2 separate regions of the Homo sapiens genome follow, and region 2 is linked to region 1. Evidence: read pairs that join two places in POLR2A ChIA-PET (ENCODE). Cell type or tissue: Panc1. All regions are shown on one strand. Links, peaks and the distances in the headings refer to the core of each region. The heading gives the core; the rest is flanking DNA. Region 1 holds the start of LOC101929314 (a long non-coding RNA gene). Region 2 overlaps PHYHD1 (phytanoyl-CoA dioxygenase domain containing 1).

The links. ChIA-PET counts read pairs that join two places held together with the same protein. Peaks named below come from ENCODE experiments on the same cell type or tissue, not always from the same donor. Only the 100,000 strongest peaks of a DNase experiment are listed, where the experiment ranks them.
Region 2: POLR2A ChIA-PET joins it to region 1 with 11 read pairs; 6 of 35 experiments call an interaction of 5 or more read pairs at or near these places.

What each region holds. Positions count from the first base shown.
Region 1 is chr9:129,003,171-129,011,449 of GRCh38, reverse strand. NUP188 (nucleoporin 188) reads right to left here. Exons shown (of 44, transcript NM_015354.3): 38 at 7,996-8,133; 39 at 6,229-6,303; 40 at 5,920-6,147; 41 at 5,674-5,805; 42 at 5,327-5,400; 43 at 5,082-5,211; 44 at 4,354-4,948. The coding sequence ends at 4,772. It overlaps SH3GLB2 (SH3 domain containing GRB2 like, endophilin B2), which reads left to right. Exons shown (of 11, transcript NM_020145.4): 7 at 757-780; 8 at 1,241-1,330; 9 at 1,579-1,679; 10 at 2,104-2,344; 11 at 2,659-4,414. The coding sequence ends at 2,766. LOC101929314 (a long non-coding RNA gene) reads left to right here and starts at 4,887. Exons shown (of 4, transcript XR_007061810.1): 1 at 4,887-4,970; 2 at 6,153-6,230. RefSeq lists enhancers at 1-50, 4,226-4,375, 4,596-4,665, 4,786-4,845. In Panc1, for the core only: CTCF peaks have their summits at 4,298 and 4,517 (motif pointing right); no DNase peak of the experiment used is centred there.
Region 2 is chr9:128,931,476-128,939,792 of GRCh38, reverse strand. PHYHD1 (phytanoyl-CoA dioxygenase domain containing 1) reads right to left here. Exons shown (of 13, transcript NM_001100876.2): 5 at 5,936-6,011; 6 at 5,735-5,782; 7 at 3,290-3,345; 8 at 3,148-3,210; 9 at 2,015-2,036. Among named protein-coding and RNA genes, the nearest start is that of DOLK, 12 kb to the left of the region's middle. RefSeq lists a silencer at 8,189-8,317. In Panc1, for the core only: no CTCF peak of the experiment used is centred there; no DNase peak of the experiment used is centred there.

The sequences.
Region 1 (8,279 bases), core at 280-8,279:
TCTGTGGCTGGGTGACTGTCCCTCAGGCCGCCAACCCTAGTTGGCTCTCACAGCAACTTCCAGTGCTCCTGGACGGGGACTTCCTAAGCAGCATGGGGGCCACACGGGCCGGCCACGCACACTGGCCTGGGTCCGCATTCCCTATTTCAGGCTGTTGTCTCGGGTCAGATCTCCGGAAGCGGCAGGAGCGCTGGGTCTCCTGGTCGTGGCCGGGCAGCGTCTTTCTTCTTCAGGGTCTGGATGCCACTTCCCGCCTCCTCCCTGTGCCCAGTGGAAGGAGAAACATCCTAGAGGGTGGAGACTGCCCTGTTTTTCTTTTGCCATTGAGTCCCAGTGTGACTCAAGCACGAGGCCACCTTTCTCTGCCAGAGGACAGAAAGCTTCAGTGACTGGCCCAGGGTCACACAGTTCTGCCGCCCAGCCCAGCAGCCTGAGCCAGCAGTCAGGATGGGGTGGGGACACTCCGTCTCTCTTGAGACCCCACTCAGAGAATGGGGCTGACACTGTAGGAGAAATATAAGCAGGACTCCTGCTGGCTGCTCCCCTCCTGCATGAGGCATGTTAGAGGGACTGGGACCGCCAGCCCCCAGCTCCCATGCCGGGCCTCGGCCCAGTCTCAGCTCCTGTTTGGGAGGGGGGGCAGAGGGGCAGGGGGGCAGAAGTTGAGTCTGGGAGCTGGGGCAGGGCACAGGCTCTAGGGTCCAGCTGTCCTCCTCTCCCCTCCCCTGCTGGCCACTCCTGCTGCCGTCTCCACAGCTCTGGAATGATGAAGTGGACAAGGTAAGTTGGGGCCTGGGGGGCTGGGCTCGAGGAAGAAGGGGTGGCGGGGTGCAGGCACACTTGCTGCTGTGGGGTCTGATCTGTTTCTCACTCTGCCCCACACCCACTGGGGAGGGGTTACTGCTTTCCCTCCCTGGGCCTCAGTTTCCCCTCTGTGGGGAAATGTTTTCTCCACAGTACCCTGTAGCACACAGTAGGCCCTCAGGATGCACTTGCTGGGTGGATTTCTCCGATGGGTGATGGAGGAAGGGTCTGTCACTGCAGCTGCCTGTGGGGTCCTGAGTGGGGCTCTAGCTTCTCTGGGGTTGGGGCTCCAGGTGTGAAGTCAGGCATAGACCCAGAAGGCTCTCTGTGTTCCCAGGGGAAAGGGACAGGCGGCTCCCAGGTAGGCTCCAGGAGAAGACTGCGGGGAAGCTGGTGGGTGGTGTGTGGGTGCTCATGGCTGCCCTGCCCTGCCCAGGCCGAGCAGGAGCTCCGCGTGGCCCAGACAGAGTTTGACCGGCAAGCAGAAGTGACCCGTCTCTTGCTGGAGGGAATCAGTAGCACTCACGTGAGTCCCACTGCCCACCCTCACTAAACCTAACCCTCAGCAGGCACCAGGTGTGCCTGAACCACAAGGTCAGCAGGGCTGCCCCAGAATGGCCCTCACAGAGCAAGTCCCACCGGGGAGGGTGTGGGCGCAGGGGCAGGGCACCCTGGAATGCCGGAGCAAGGTCTGGTAGAGGACGGGGATGGGGACGGAATTTTTTGTTCTGAGGGCGGGAGGTTAGAAGTCAGCCTCTGGCCTCTTCCCCGCAGGTGAACCACCTGCGCTGCCTCCACGAGTTCGTCAAGTCTCAGACAACCTACTACGCACAGTGCTACCGCCACATGCTGGACTTGCAGAAGCAGCTGGGCAGGTGCGGGGCCAGCACTGCTGAACCCACTGGGGCCCCCTGGCTCCCATACCCTGTCCGTGGGCAGCATGAGCTCCTCTGGGCAAGTCCTGTGACACAAAGCTGGGTTGGAGGGCTCTGCTGGAACCCACTCTGGGTGCGGGCATCTCATGTGTATGAGGGTGGAGTGGCTGGCCTTACTGACGGCCAAGTCCCCTGGAGCCCCTGAGGGTTTCTAGGGAATGCCTGGGTGGGGAGGATGGCAGGGACCAGGGGGTGGGGCCATCTCACCCTTCCCTTGCTTTGCTTTTCCCTTTGTGCTGCCAGCTCCCAGGGTGCCATGTGAGTAGCCGGGGCTGGAGTGGGGCTCCTGGGGCTGGGGAGGGGAGTTTGCCTCTGGGGTCCCTTCTGGGACTCCCACCTGCTAAGATGTATCCCTCCTCTCCAGATTTCCCGGCACCTTCGTGGGCACCACAGAGCCCGCCTCCCCACCCCTGAGCAGCACCTCACCCACCACTGCTGCGGCCACTATGCCTGTGGTGCCCTCTGTGGCCAGCCTGGCCCCTCCGGGGGAGGCCTCGCTCTGCCTGGAAGAGGTGGCCCCCCCTGCCAGTGGGACCCGCAAAGCTCGGGTGCTCTATGACTACGAGGCAGCCGACAGCAGTGAGCTGGCCCTGCTGGCTGATGAGGTGGGCCCGGTGCCGCAAGGTGGGGCAGGAATGGGCTGGGTGAGGAGCAGCCTGGGCACTGGGATCAGGCACATGGGGCCTGGAGGGGCCCTGTTGGCAAAGTGGGGACCAGCAGGTTAAAGAGGGCATATCCAGCTCTGAGGAAAGGATCCTTGCTCTGCTGGGTCTCTGGAGCAAGTGAGATGAGCGCCAGCCACTGAAGGTGTAGCACATGCCACGGGCCATGGGGAGGTGGCAGCTCTGTCCCCACTTAGTCCTGGGGCCAGTTCCACCCTTGGCCAGGCCATGACCGTCCTCTACTGCCATCTCTGCAGCTCATCACTGTCTACAGCCTGCCTGGCATGGACCCTGACTGGCTCATTGGCGAGAGAGGCAACAAGAAGGGCAAGGTCCCTGTCACCTACTTGGAACTGCTCAGCTAGGCAGGTGCCCCCATCCCCCCCGCATTCTGGCCTAGGCAGGAGAGGATGGGCGCAGCCCTGCCACTTAACTTGTTTGTTGGTGACACAGTTGTTCAGAGTGGGGAGAATTCACCCCATTCTGTCCCTGCCCCTAGTCACCTAGCTGTGAGGGTGCCTGAGGCTGAATGGCTCCACCCCTCCCCCAGCCCTGCTTCTGACCTGTGGCTCTGGAGCCCCTGCCCCTGCCTGCATCCCCGAGCACCCCACCCTCCAGGCTCCACTAAGGAGGGAGGGGCTGTCTGCAGCAGCTGCACTCAGCACCTAGGCCAGGGTGGGGCCGCCGCAGATGGGCTCAGGAAGCCCCAGGTGCACTCAGCGAGAGCCCTGCCTTTCAGTTGCCAAAAGCTGCATCAGGGGAATGCGGCAAGGCACACAGGGCTCTGGCAGCCCCTGGGGACTGGGCGCTGCCCCTGGGAGGGGAGAGCCTGGCCAGGGCTGGTGTTGGGCCCGGAGCAGCATCTTCCGGTGCTATCCTCCCCTCCCACCCCTCACAGCTCAAGCCAAGTCCAGCGGCCGCAGTCTTCACCTCTCCACACTCACTTTTTATCTGGTGTTTTTACTTCTGCCTGCGTTTGCTCTCTAGCCAATAAACCGTCCTTGTGTGCGAGTCACCTGGGCTCCTGTCAGGGCCTGGCCCTGAGGGTGGTAAAGGGAAAGGTAGACTCACCCTCTGCCCCACTCTTCCACAGAGTGAGCAGGGGCCCTGTGGCTGCCCCGGCCCCCAGCTCTCTAGTTGGGAAGAAGTGCAGCCCTCCCTGTCTTCTGCGGGGCCTGTGCCTCTCAGAGGGCAGTGCTGTTCCTGGACATGAAGCCGCACAAGGAACGTTTTATTCCTAAGAAAAAGTTTCCTAAATTTGGATTGTGGAGCGGACTGTAGAATGCGTCTGACAGTTCAGTTCAAGCACAAGAAGTGGGTAGCGGTCAGTGCTGTCTGCAGGTCGGGCGTTTCACCCAGCATGTGCCCCCGTGCCATGGGTTCTCATGCCGTCCTCAGTGTCCACATTTCACAGATGAGATCAGCAAGACAGTCAGCTCCTCAAGGGACCACAGTTGGCAAGTGGCCAAGCAGGGACTGAAGCCCAGGCAGCCTGATTCTAGAAACCCTAAGTGATGTCTGTGTTTTAGATGGCCCCTAGCAGGACCTAGCATTCTGACTTCAGTCCTGAGAAGGCCAACAGCCAGTAGGCCCCACTGTTGGGGCTTCTGAAGAGGGGATCGGGGGATGACGGGGGCACGGGGCTATAAATAGGAAGGCACAGAGCTTCAAGAAAGGCTCACCCAGGGATGAGCTCAGCCCACTGGGCCAATGAAAGCAGGGTCAAGGACAGGACCAGCGCAGGCCAAGGAAGGGAATATCTGACAGCGCCCACCCAGCCAAACCCTCAGCCCAAGGACAGGAATGAGGAGATGCTGGTGAACTAGCCATCCATCAGTACCTGCCTTCCCCCGAGGCTGCAGCCCCACTCCCAGGCGCCTGGCCAGGGGAGTTTTCTAGGTTCTGAGAGCCACGTTGTCATCCCTGGGCTTTGAAGTTAAACATCACACAGCTGTCTATAAACAAGATTTTAATATCTGTATAAATAGACCACAGAATTACCAAAACTGCAAAGACAGAGTGTGGAAAACAGGTTTGAAACCCGTGCATAGAGCCCTCTGCTGGGCTGCCGCCTCTCCCCTGGCCGGCAGTGCTGTGGGGAATGCTGGAAAGGAAGGAAAGTTCCTCTAGGGGGCGTCTGCAGCGTGAGGACCTGAGCACAGAAGACTCGGCTCCCCATGCCTGCTGTTGACCTCTTCATCTAGTATAAAAATAACGTCAGTGGGTGGTGGCTGGAGTCGTGGCTACTCCGGGAGGGGGGTGACAGGAGGTGCCCTCCATTGTATAGGCCCTAGCAGCCAGCAGCACCCCTGCCAGCCAGGGTGCAGTGTAGGCTGGTGGAGAGGGGTAGGTGGGCAGAACAGCACTGCCCTATCTTTGCATATGCCGGACAAACGCCTGCACCAACTGGATCAGAGGCTCCTGACTCTCAGGGCTGGCTTTGGAGAGAGAGGTGGACTTGCCCTGCGGCGAGGGGAGGACACCAGTGGCAGGGGAGCTGGGGGCTCCCCGGCGGAAGTAGCGCGAGAGGCTGGACAGCAGCGTGCTCTACAAGAAAAAAAGTGGCTTGGTGAGGCTCAGCACATCTGGCTACTGTTCTGACCCTTGGGGGTTGCCAGGCAGGACCCCACAGGGCTCTGGCCCTATTGGTCCAGCCCTCCGTATCCCTATCCATCCGTACCAACTCAGAGCTGAGCTCCTGCTTCATCCGCTGTTTGTCCCGGGGGTGCACAGCCGGGTCCCTAAGGTACCGCATCGCCTGAGAGATGAGCAGGTAGAAGCAGTTTTCCATGGTAAACATCAGGAGGGACCTGGGAGGAGACACAGGTTTTTGGTACTGCTGCAGAGGGCCAGGCTGGCCAAGCTTGAGAACAGTGGGCCCATGACTGCCCCAGCCCCTTATCAAATCCCAGAAAGAGCACTTACTTTAACGTCCTGGTCCCTTCTGCCTGTGTGCTGAGCCCCACTGCCTGGGTGAGGGGCTCCTTTTTCTTGTCCAGCTGAAGAGAAGCAAGGGTAAAAAACTAAGACAACAGGAACAGCTCCCACTTACTGAGAGCTTCCTACTTGCATGTCCTGCACTAAGCAAATTTAATCAGTTACCTCATTTAATCCTCACAGTAATTCTCAGAGGTGCTGTCATGTTCAGTTTACAGAGAGGAGCAGGCTTGGGAGGCTAGGTACCATGCCCAACATGCCCAAGGTCAGCTGGGAAGTGGCAGGCAGGGGGAGGAGCCGGGGGGAGAGGACAGTGTCTGACAGAACCAACTTACCTCTCCAAGCATGTTGAGGGCCACATTCACTGTGGCCAGAAGGGTCCCGAAGGAGGGGGCCACTTCGGAGTCAAAGGTGGGAGTGGTAAAGCTCAGGGCAAACAGGAAGTTGTATTCAGCAAGGTCCAGGGACTGCGAGAAAAGACAAGAGCCATCCAGGACCCAATTAAGGCCCCAGGTAGCTCTCGGTACACAGCAGAGCAGAGCCTTTAGGGGAGGTGGTGCTGAACAGATGATGGGCAGTACCTGATCCAGCAGAATCTGGCAGACATCTGGGGTGAAGTGGCGCAGGGCTGCCAGCGTCTTGCTGAGGATCTTGAGAAGGCCATACTGGACTGTGTGCAAGGCCTGCTGCTCTGATGCCTCTGTGTCAGCAGCGGGCTGCTTTGAGGAGGAGGGGGCAGCAGAAGCAGCAGACGGTGGCCTCTGGACTCGCTGGGCAACAGCTGAGGGGAGGCCATCCCCATTTTTGTTCTAAGGAGAGTCAAGAAATGAAGGTGGAGCTTGGGAAGCTAGCGTGAGGTATTCCAGGACCTCATGGCATAGGACGCTTACCTGTAAGTAATGCTGCAGCATCTTTCGACTGTGCAGGAGAGAGGTACATGCCTGGCACAAGTAACCCAGGTTGACCTGGGAGAGACACAGGAGAGATGAGCGGATTCTCTTGTCAGCAGCCCAGTCACCCAACCAGACCAACCCAATAGCCCTCCATGTAACACCCATGCGCTCCTCACTCGCTGCTGCTCTTCTCTCCCTCCTTCCCTCATGCTCCCCTTCTCTCCCTCCTTCCCTCATGCTCCCCTTCTCTCCCTCCTTCCCTCATGCTCCCCTGGCCACTTTCCAGCTTAAAGCCCCTATAGCCACTAAGTACTCAGGGCTACAAACTTGGGCCAGCAGGGCTCAGGACTGGACTGTCTCCCTGAGACCCAGCTAGGTGCCTGGTATATTGTAAGGTCCTAAAGTAAAGAAGATGAGGCCGGGTGCGGTGGCTCATGCCTGTAATCCCAGCACTTTTGAGGTCGAGGCAGGCGCATCACGAGGTCAGCAGATCGAGACCATCCTGGCTAACACGGTGAAACCCTGTCTCTACTAAAAATACAAAAAATTAGCCGGGCGTGGTGGCGGGCGCCTGTAGTCCCAGCTACTCGGGAGGCTGAGGCAGGAGAATGGCGTGAACCCGGGAGGCGGAGCTTGCAGTGAGCCGAGATGGCACCACTGCACTCCAGCCTGGGCGACAGAGCAAAACTCTGTCTCAAAATAAATAAATAAATAAAATAAGATGAGGATTATGGCTGATTCCATTTTATAGGAAAAGAATAAAAGGTTACAAGTAACAAGTGACTTGGCCAAGGTCATACAACCAGCAGATAAGAGAAGCCTGCCTGGCTCTGGAGCCTGTGTTCCTTCCTCACCCCTCCCTTCTCCAGCTGGTTCCCAGCTCCAGTTGTGTGTGTTTTTTTGGTTTTGTTTAGTTTAGTTTTTTTTTTTTTTTTTTGAGACGGAGTCTCACTTTGTCACCAGGCTGGAGTGCAGTGGCGTGACCTCGGCTCACTGCAACCTCCACCTCCTGAGTTCAAGCGATTCTCCTGCCTCAGCCTCCCGATCCTGAGTAGCTGGGACTACAGGCGTGTGCCACCACACCCAGCTAATTTTTGTTATTTTTAGTAGAGATGGGGTTTCACCATGTTGGCCAGCCTGGTCTCGAGCTCCTGACCTCATGATCCTCCCGCCTTGAATTCCCAAAGTGCTGGGATTACAGGCGTGAGCCTATTGCACCCGGCCATTTTTTTTTTTTTTTCTTTTTGGGACGGAGTCTCGCTCTGTCACCCAGGCTGGAGTGTAATGGTTCGATCCTAGCTCACTGCAACCTCCGCCTCCCAGGTTCAAGCGATTCTCCCAACTCAGCCTCCCGAGTAGCTGGGATTACAGTCACGTGCCACCACGCCCAGCTAATTTTTGTATTTTTAGTAGAGACAGGGTTTCACCATGTTGGCCAGGCTGATCTCGAACTCCTGACTGCCTCCCAAAGTGCTAGGATTACAGGCGTGAGCCACCATGCCCGGCCCCAAGTGTATTCTTAAGGGATCTGAACCAAGATCTAACTGATAAAAGTCCAAATTCTTAACCTACATGGCTGCCCTTGACTATGGAAGGAAACATTTAGCCAGAGTAAGCACATGACAGCAAACCCTGTGCTCCCCAAGGGAAAAGCCCCCGTTCAGGAACATCCTGCAATTCACTAGGAGTGCCCCAGTGAGACCTCACAGCCTCCCTGTCTCCAAGCATTACCCCAGACTCCAAGACACCATCTTGGGCCCCCACCTGGATATCACGCATGAGCTGAGGCAGGTGGAAGTGCCACTCCTTCATGAAGTTAGAGAGCTGCAGAATAAAACCCACGGTGTGGTCCGCCTCCTCCAGGCAGGCCAGACTCTGCACTGTCCTCACTGCGTTGAGGCACTGGGAGGAAAGCACACATCAGGGAAAGATGGGGATGGCTGAGGGACCTGACATACCCACACCTACCCTCCTGTGGAGAGGCAACGTCCCAGGCCCCCAAATGCTGAGTTGGCAAAGAAATGGCTTAGTGGTACAACCAGGATTCT
Region 2 (8,317 bases), core at 37-8,036, 71 kb after region 1:
ATCCCAGCTACTTGGGAGGCTGAGACAGAAGAATTGCTTGAACTCGGGAGGCAGAACTTGCAGTGAGCCGAGACTGTGCCACCTCACTCCAGTCTGGGTGACAGAGCAAGACTCCCTCTCAAAAAAAAAAATTGGGAAGTTGGGTGCGAAGCAGGGAGATGCTATGATCAGGCATCCACATTTCTTTATTATTATTATTATTTTTTTTTTTTTTGAGACGGAGTCTGGCTCTGTCGCCCAGGCTGGAGTGCAGTGGCACGATCTTGGCTCACTGCAACCTCCGCCTCCCGGATTCAAGTGATTCTCCTGCTTCAGCCTCCCTAGTAGCTGGGATTACAGGTGCCTGACACCACGCCCAGCTAATTTTCATATTTTTAGTAGAGATGGGGTTTCACCATGTTAGCCAGGCTGGTCTCAAACTCCTGACCTTAGGTGATCTACCCCCTCGGCCTCCCAAAGTGCTGGGATTACAAGCGTGAGCCACCACTCCTGGCCAGCATCCACATTTTTAAAAACCTCCCCACACGATGCTGGGGCACAGTTAGGATGCGGAACCACCGAACAAAGGAACATGGTCCTCAGCAACAGAACAAACAGGTTGCTGTCTCACCTCCTTCCTTCCCGGGCAACTGCGTGTTTTCTGAATACTGAACTTTAAGACAGACCTCCAAAGGAACATTTGAAATGGAAGGGGCTTTGAAACATTTGGGAGAGGAATGGTGGAAGGAACTGGGAGAACTGGACTCAGGCAGAGAGTGGGGATGGTCATCCCTTTGGGGAACTGGACTCAGGCTAAGGGTGGGGATGGTCATCCCTTTGGGGAACTTCGTACAGGCTGAATGGTGGAAGAAGGTGGTCACAAGGAGGCTGACTTGGGCTCATGCAAGGAAGGAAAGGGCTTCCTGGGAGGGGATGAGCTCCCTGTCACCAGAGGTATTTGAGCAGAAGTAGATAATCACCTACTAGGGAGGCTGTAAAGGGTGGCTGCATGGTGTAGGGTGTGGAACTAGATCAGCAATTTCTATGCTGAATTCGTCCTCCAGGAAACTTGTTAAAAATACAGATTCCAGGGCCGGGCGCGGTGGCTCATCCCTGTAATCCCAGCACTTTGGGAGGCTGAGGCGGGTGGATCACCTGAGGTCAGGAGTTCGAGACCAGCCTGGCCAACATGGTGGAACCCCGTCTCTACTAAAAATACAAAAAATTAGCTGGGCGTGGTGGCAGGCACCTGTAATCCCAGCTACTTGGGAAGCTGAGGCAGGAGAATCACTTGGACCGGAGAGGCGGAAGTTGTAGTGAGCCGAAATTGTGCCATTGTACTCCACCTTGGGTGACAAGAATGAAACTCTGTCTCAAAAAAAAACCCAAAAAACAGATTCCCAGGCCCATGCAGCCCTACTGGCTCAAGATCTCAGGGACTAGGGCCCAGGAATCTGTTTTTTTTGTTTGCTTGGTTTGGTTTGGTTTTTTTGTTTGTTTGGTTTTGAGACAGAGTCTCACTCTGTCACCCAGGCTGGAGTGCAGTGGTGTGATCTTGGCTCACTGCAACCTCTGCCTCCTGGGTTCAAGCGATTCTCCTGCCTCAGCCGCCTGAGTAGCTAGGACTACGGGTGTGCGATACTACACCCACCAAAATTTTTGTATTTTTAGTAGAGATGGGGCTTCAGCATGTTGGCCAGGCTGGTCTCGAATTCCTGACCTCAGGTGATCCGCTCGCCTCTGCCTTCCAAATTGCTGGGATTACAGGCATGAGCCACCACGCCTGTCCTAGGAAATCTATATTTTTAACCAGCTGGGGTTGCTGGCAGGCTCAGGACCCACTATGCCAAGGACGCAAGGTTTCCCTACCAATCCACTATCAGGGGAAGGAATGGAAGGTGGCTCCTCCTCTCCGGGCCAGGCTCCTACAACAGACAGGAGCAAGCGCTTTCCCTCCTTCTGAAGATCTGAGAACCATTGCTGTCTTAGATGTCCCACCCATGGCCTTTTCAGGGGCCCACAGCTCTCAGCTCACCTTCACCGCCAAAGTGAGGTTGCTGCAAGAGAGAGGAAAAGCCTGGTGAGGACAGAAGAGAGCAGAGAGGAGCTGGGCTTGCTGAGACTCCCAGGATGCTATTGCTCTGGCCACAGGCATTTTCCTCTCAGGATTCCACATCAACACCCAGCTACTGAGCACCTACCATATGCCAGCCCCAGGAGGGATGCAAAGAGAAAACCCCCACCCCTGCCCAACAAGCTCCTAGCATGTGCAAGCACACACATGCCTAACAAGATCACAGAGCAGAGCAGGGCAAGGACTGGAGGGAGAGGCTAGGACACAGGCCAGCAGTTGAGCCTTCCAGCCCCAGAGTCAGATGGGTCCTTCTTTCCTCAGGGGTTCTGGAAGGCTTCTTAGAAGAGGTGGCACTGAGCTGGCCCTTGAAAGCTGGGAGCACAGCATTTCAATTGCCAAAGAAGGGAGGAGGAAGGCCGAGGGAGGCCTGGGGATGACCCTCCCTCCTACCACCAAATTTTTTTTTCTTTTTTTTTTTCTTCCTTTTTGTGGAGAATGGGGTCTCGCTATATTGCCCAGGCAGGTCTCAAACTCCTGGGTTCAAGCTACCCTCCCACCTCTGCCTCCCTGAGAGCTGGGATTACAAGCGTGAGCCACTGCGCCTGGCCAAATTTTTCTTTTTTTTGAGACGGAGCCTTGCTCTATCCCCCAGGCTAGAGTACATTGGCGTGATCTCCACTCACTGTAACCTCCACCTCCTGGGTTCAAGCAATTATCCTGCCTCAGCCTCCCGAGTAGCTGGGACTACAGGTGTGTGCCATCACGCCCGGCTAATTTTTGTATTTTTAGTAGAGATGGGGTTTCTCCATGTTGGCCAGGCTGATCTCGAACTCCTGACTTCAGGTGATCTGCCCGCTTCAGCCTCCCAAAGTGCTGGGATTACAGGCATGAGCCACCACGCCCGGCCCCTACCACCAAATTTTAACTGAGGATCAACTAAGTTCCAGGTGCTTTAGCCAGAGGAGACCGATTTTCCATGTTCTCCCACCAACATAATAATTCCAGCAACTTTTGGCCCATTGTAAGGAAGGGCTTGGTATGAGCAGTCTGCCCATTTTACAGATGGTAAACTGAGGCAAGGACAAGGAGCTCACCTTAAAGATGTACATGCTCTGCACCACCACGGGCATCTGGAGGCCCAGACTTCTGGCCAAGGTCTGGAGGGGGGCAAAGGTCATGCTGCCAGCCTGCCACACATGGCCCACCCTCCTGGCCCTCACCCCCACCTCTGCTCACCTGCACCTTGAAGGAGTGTGTGATGCTCTTGAAGACGGGGTCGTGGGCGTGCAGAGCTATGGGACAGAAGGAAGCTGTCGGCCCCATCTCAGGCCCACGTGTCCCTCCACACCCAGCTCTGGGCACCCACACTCAGGCTTACTTTGACATTCTCACTTACTTTGTAGGCATTAACCCTTCTGCTTGTTTACAACTGAGTAATGGGCTCCACAGGAGCCTTGCCCCCACCCCAGGCCCTATGCCACCCATGCCCTTATTCTTGACCTTCTGGGAAGCTCAGTCCAGCCCCGACTCCCCACCCCTCACAGACGACTAAGGGCTCCAAGGCACCAATCATGCGGAGCAATCTCGGTACCACCATTTGCTCTGTGTGGCCTCGGGTAACCATTTCTCTCCTGTAAGCCTCAGTTTCCTCTTCTGTCAAATGAGGATTAGAAGAACCTGGGAGGCAGGACTGGTGTGGGACTCGATGGGCTAATGAATGTGCAGGGACAGCCCAGGGCCTGGCATGGGATAGTCCCTCATTGTCATAAACATAAGATTGAATGCATTTAATACCACTGAGCTATGTACTTTTTATTTTTATTTATTTATTTAGTTTTGAGATGGAGTCTCACTCTGTCGCCCAGGCTGGAGTGCAGTGGCACAATCTCGGCTCACTGCAACCTCCACCTCCCTAGTTCAAGCGATTCTCCTGCCTCAGCCTCCTGAGCAGCTGGGACTACAGGCATGTGCCACCACGCCCAGCTAATTATTGTATTTTTAGTAGAAATGGTTTTTCACCATATTGGCCAGGCTGGTCTTGAACTCCTGACCTCGTGATCCACCCGCCTCGGCCTCCCAAAGTGCTGGGATTACAGGCGTGAACCACCGCGCCCGGCCAAGCTACGTACTTTAAAAGGGTTATGATGATATGGTAAATCTTTTCTTTTTTTTTTTTTTTTTGAGACAGAGTTTCGCTCTGTTGCCCAGGCTGGAGTGCAGTGGCAGTAGCTGGGACTACAGGCGCCCACAACAAGGTCCGGCTAATTTTTTGTGTTTTTAGTAGAGACAGGGTTTCACTGTGTTAGCCAGGATGGTCTCGATCTCCTGACCTCGTGATCCGCCCACCTCAGCCTCCCAAAGTGCTGGGATTACAGGCGTGAGCCACCACGCCCGGCAATGATATGGTAAATCTTACGTGTATTTTACCACAACTTGTCTACAAGCTTACCATGATATAACTTCAGGCTTAACAATAAGCATTCTAGGCCAAGTGCAGTGGCTTATGCCTATAATCCCAGCATTTTGAGAGGCCAAGGCAGGAGGATCACTTGAGCCCGGTAGTTGAAGATCAGCCTAGGCAACATAACGAGACCTCCTCTCAATTTTATTTAAAAAAATAAATAGCCTATAAAACAAATTATAATGTATGATCCTAAAGAAAAAAAGTGAGGGTTTTCTTACTTGACTTTGGGGTGTCAGAATAGGGACCCTGTCAGCAGGTCAGGTGCCCCTTAGGGTGGCTCTAGGGAGCACTGGACCCAGGAGCTCCCCCAGGCCAGGCAGTAGAGAGCCTGCACATGCCCACCTGTTAGGGGGGATCAGGTGGACCCCCTATCCCCAGTGCTGTGGCAGCAGTGTCATGATTAGCAGAGGGGCCCAAGACCAGAGGGGAGCCTGAAGCCACAAATGCCATTTACCCGACCACTAATTTACTATGGGCTTTCTTTCTTGTTTGCTTTTTTTTTTTTTTGAGACGGAGTTTCACTCTTGTTGCCCAGGCTGGAGTGCAATGGCATGATATCGGCTCACTGCAGCCTCAGCCTCTCGGGTTCAAGCTATTCTCCCGCTTCAGCCTCCCAAGTAGCTGGGATTACAGGCATGCGCAACCATATTCAGCTAATTTTGTATTTTTAGTAGAGACAGGGTTTCTCCACATTGGTCAGGCTGGTCTTGAACTCCCGACCTCAGGTGATCCACCCACCTTGGCCTCCCAAAGTCCTGGGATTACAGACGTGAACGACCACGCCCAGCCACTATGGGCTTTCATTAAAGCTCCTAAACTCTTCAGGCTTCAGTTTCCCCAGTTTCCCCATGCTTTTTCCTTTTCTTTTTTTTTTTTTTTTAACAGGGTTTCACTCTGTCTCTGTCACCCAGGCAGGCTGGAGTGCAATGGCACATCTCAGCTCACTGCAACATCCGCCTCCCAGGTTCAAGCAATTCTCCTGCCTCAGCCTCCTGAGTAGCTGGGACTACAGGTGTGCACCACTACACTCACCTAATTTTTTCTATTTTTAGTAGAGATGGGGTTTCACCATGTTGGCCAGACTGGTCTTGAACTCCTGACTTCAAGTGATCTGCCCACCTTGACTTCTCAAAGTGTTAGTTAGGATTACAAGTGTAAGCCACCACTCCCAGCCTGTTCCCCGATCTTCTTTCCTGTACCCCCAAGCCCCTGCTCACCGTGGCCAATTTTGTTGATGGATTTCTCCGGAGGGACCAGGAAATTTCCTGTGGCACAAAGAACAGATAAAGGCAGAGAACTGGTGTCCAGCCTTCCATGGGCAGCTGGCTTCAGCATGCTTCCAGCCCAGGGGGCAGATTCCCAGGTCCAGCCTACCCTCACCATGGCTCCTCCCCAGCTCTAGGGCCCCAGCTCCAAACCTTTCTCATCAAAAACGCCTTTCTCAAAGAAGAATCGAATCTTGTCACCACTGCTCAAGAAATAGTCTGTGCTGCCCTGTGGAAAGGGGACATCAGAGGACTGAGACAGCATCCTGGGGTCAGAGCTGGGCCTGGCAAAGAGGGAGGCGGATTCAGAAGCTTCCCACCCTCACAGGGTTACAGACACCCTGGGGGCTTCTCAGACTTGTCCACTGAGGCACAGACAGTGAGCCAGAACTTCAAGTGCCTGGAAGCACACCCCAAAGATGCAAACATGGAATTTCTTGGACACCTCACTATACTGTGATTCAGAACATGGATGCTAGAGTCGAATAGGGCTGGTTCCCTAGCAGCCTTGGGCCCCTGGTTTTATGTCACCAAGACTTCATTTTCTCATCTGTAAAAAAAGGAATAATAATGGCTGGGAGTAACGACTCACACCTGTAATCCCAGCATATTGAGGCAGATCACTTGAGGCCAGGAGTTCGAGACCAGCCTGGCCAACATGGTGAAACTTTGTCTCTACTAAAAATACAAAAAACAGCTGGGCGTGGTAGGCACCTGTAGTCCCAGGTACCCGGGAGGCTGAGGCAGGAGAATAACTTGAACATGGGAGGCGGAGGTTGCAGTGAGCCGAGATTGCACTATGCACTCCAGCCTGGGCGACAGAGTGAGACTCTGTCTCAAAAAAAAAAAAAAAAAAAAAAGTCTGGGTGCAGTGGCTCATGCCTGTAATCCCAGCACTTTGGGAGGCCGAGGTGGGCGGATCACGAGGTCAGGAGATCGAGACCATCCTGGCTAACATGGTGAAATCCCCGTCTCTACTAAAAAAAATACAAAAAATTAGCCGGGCATGGTGGCAGGCACCTGTAGTCCCAGCTACTCCGGAGGCTGAGACAGGAGAATGGCGTGAACCCGGGAGGCAGAGCTTGCAGTGAGCCAAGATTGGGCCACTGCACTCTGGCCTAGGCAACAGAGCAAGACTCTGTCTCAAAAAATAAATAAATAAATAAATAAATAAATAAATAAATAAATAAGGAATAATAATAGAACTGACCAACCAGGCACTGTGGCTCACACCTGTAATCCCAGCACTTTGGGAGGCTGAGGCAGGCGGATCACGAGATCAGGAGTTCAAGACCAACCTGGCAAACATAGTGAAACCCCGTCTCTACTAAAAATACAAAAAATTGCTGGGTGCAGTGGCTCACACCTGTAATCCCAGCACTTTGGGAGGCCAAGGAGGGCAGACCACCTGAGGTCAGGAGTTCAAGAGCAGCCTGACCTACGTGGAGAAACCCCATTTCTACTAAAATTACAAAATTAGCCGGGCATGGTGGCGCATGCCTGTAATCCCAGTTACTCGGGAGGCTGAGGTAGGAGAATTGCTTGAACCTGGGAGGCGGAGGTTGCGGTGAGCCAAGATCGTGCCATTGCACTCCACCCTGGGCAACAAGAGCGAAATTCCATCTCAAGAAAAAATAAAAATAAAAACAAAAGTACAAAAAATTAGCCGAGTGTGGTGGTGGGCACCTGTTGTAATCCCAACTACTCAGGAGGCTGAGGCAGGAGAATCGCTTGAACCCAGGAGGCAGAGGTTGCAGTGAGCTGAGATTGTGCCATTGCACTCCAACCCGGGTGACAGTGCGAGACTCCATCTCAAAAAAAAAAAATAATAATAATAATAACAATAATAATAATAATAATAGAACTGACTTCCCCAGGCCGGGTGCGGTGGCTCATGCCTTTAATCTCAGCACTCTGGGAGGCTGAGGTGGGCAGATCACCCGAGGTCAGGAGTTTGAGACCAGCCTGACCAATATGATGAGACCCCATCTCTACTAAAAATGCAAAAATTAGCCGGGCGTGGTAGCATGCACCTGTAATCCCAGCTACTTGGGAGGCTGAGATGGGAGAATTGCTTGAACCCAGGAGGTGGAGGTTGCAATGAGCCAAGATCGCACCATTGCACTCCAGTCTGGGCAACAAGAGCAAAACTCCATCTCAAAAAGAAAGAAAGAAAGAAAGAAAGGCCGGGCGAGGTGGCTCACGCCTGTAATCCCAGCACTTTGGGAGGCTGAGGCGGACGGATCACGAGGTCAGGAGATCGAGACCATCTTGGCTAACACGGTGAAACCCTGTCTCTACTAAACAAAATACAAAAAATTAGCCGGGTGTGGTGGCGGGCGCCTGTAGTCTCAGCTACTCCAGAGGCTGAGGCAGGAGAATGGCGTGAGCCCAGGAGGCGGAGCTTGCAGTGAGCCGAGATCGCGCCACTGCACTCCAGCTTGGGTGACAGAGCGAGACTCCGTCTCAAAAAAAAAAGAAAAAGAAAAACAAAAAACTGACCTCCTCAATTCTTGGAGGCTTCAGCCAGAGGCT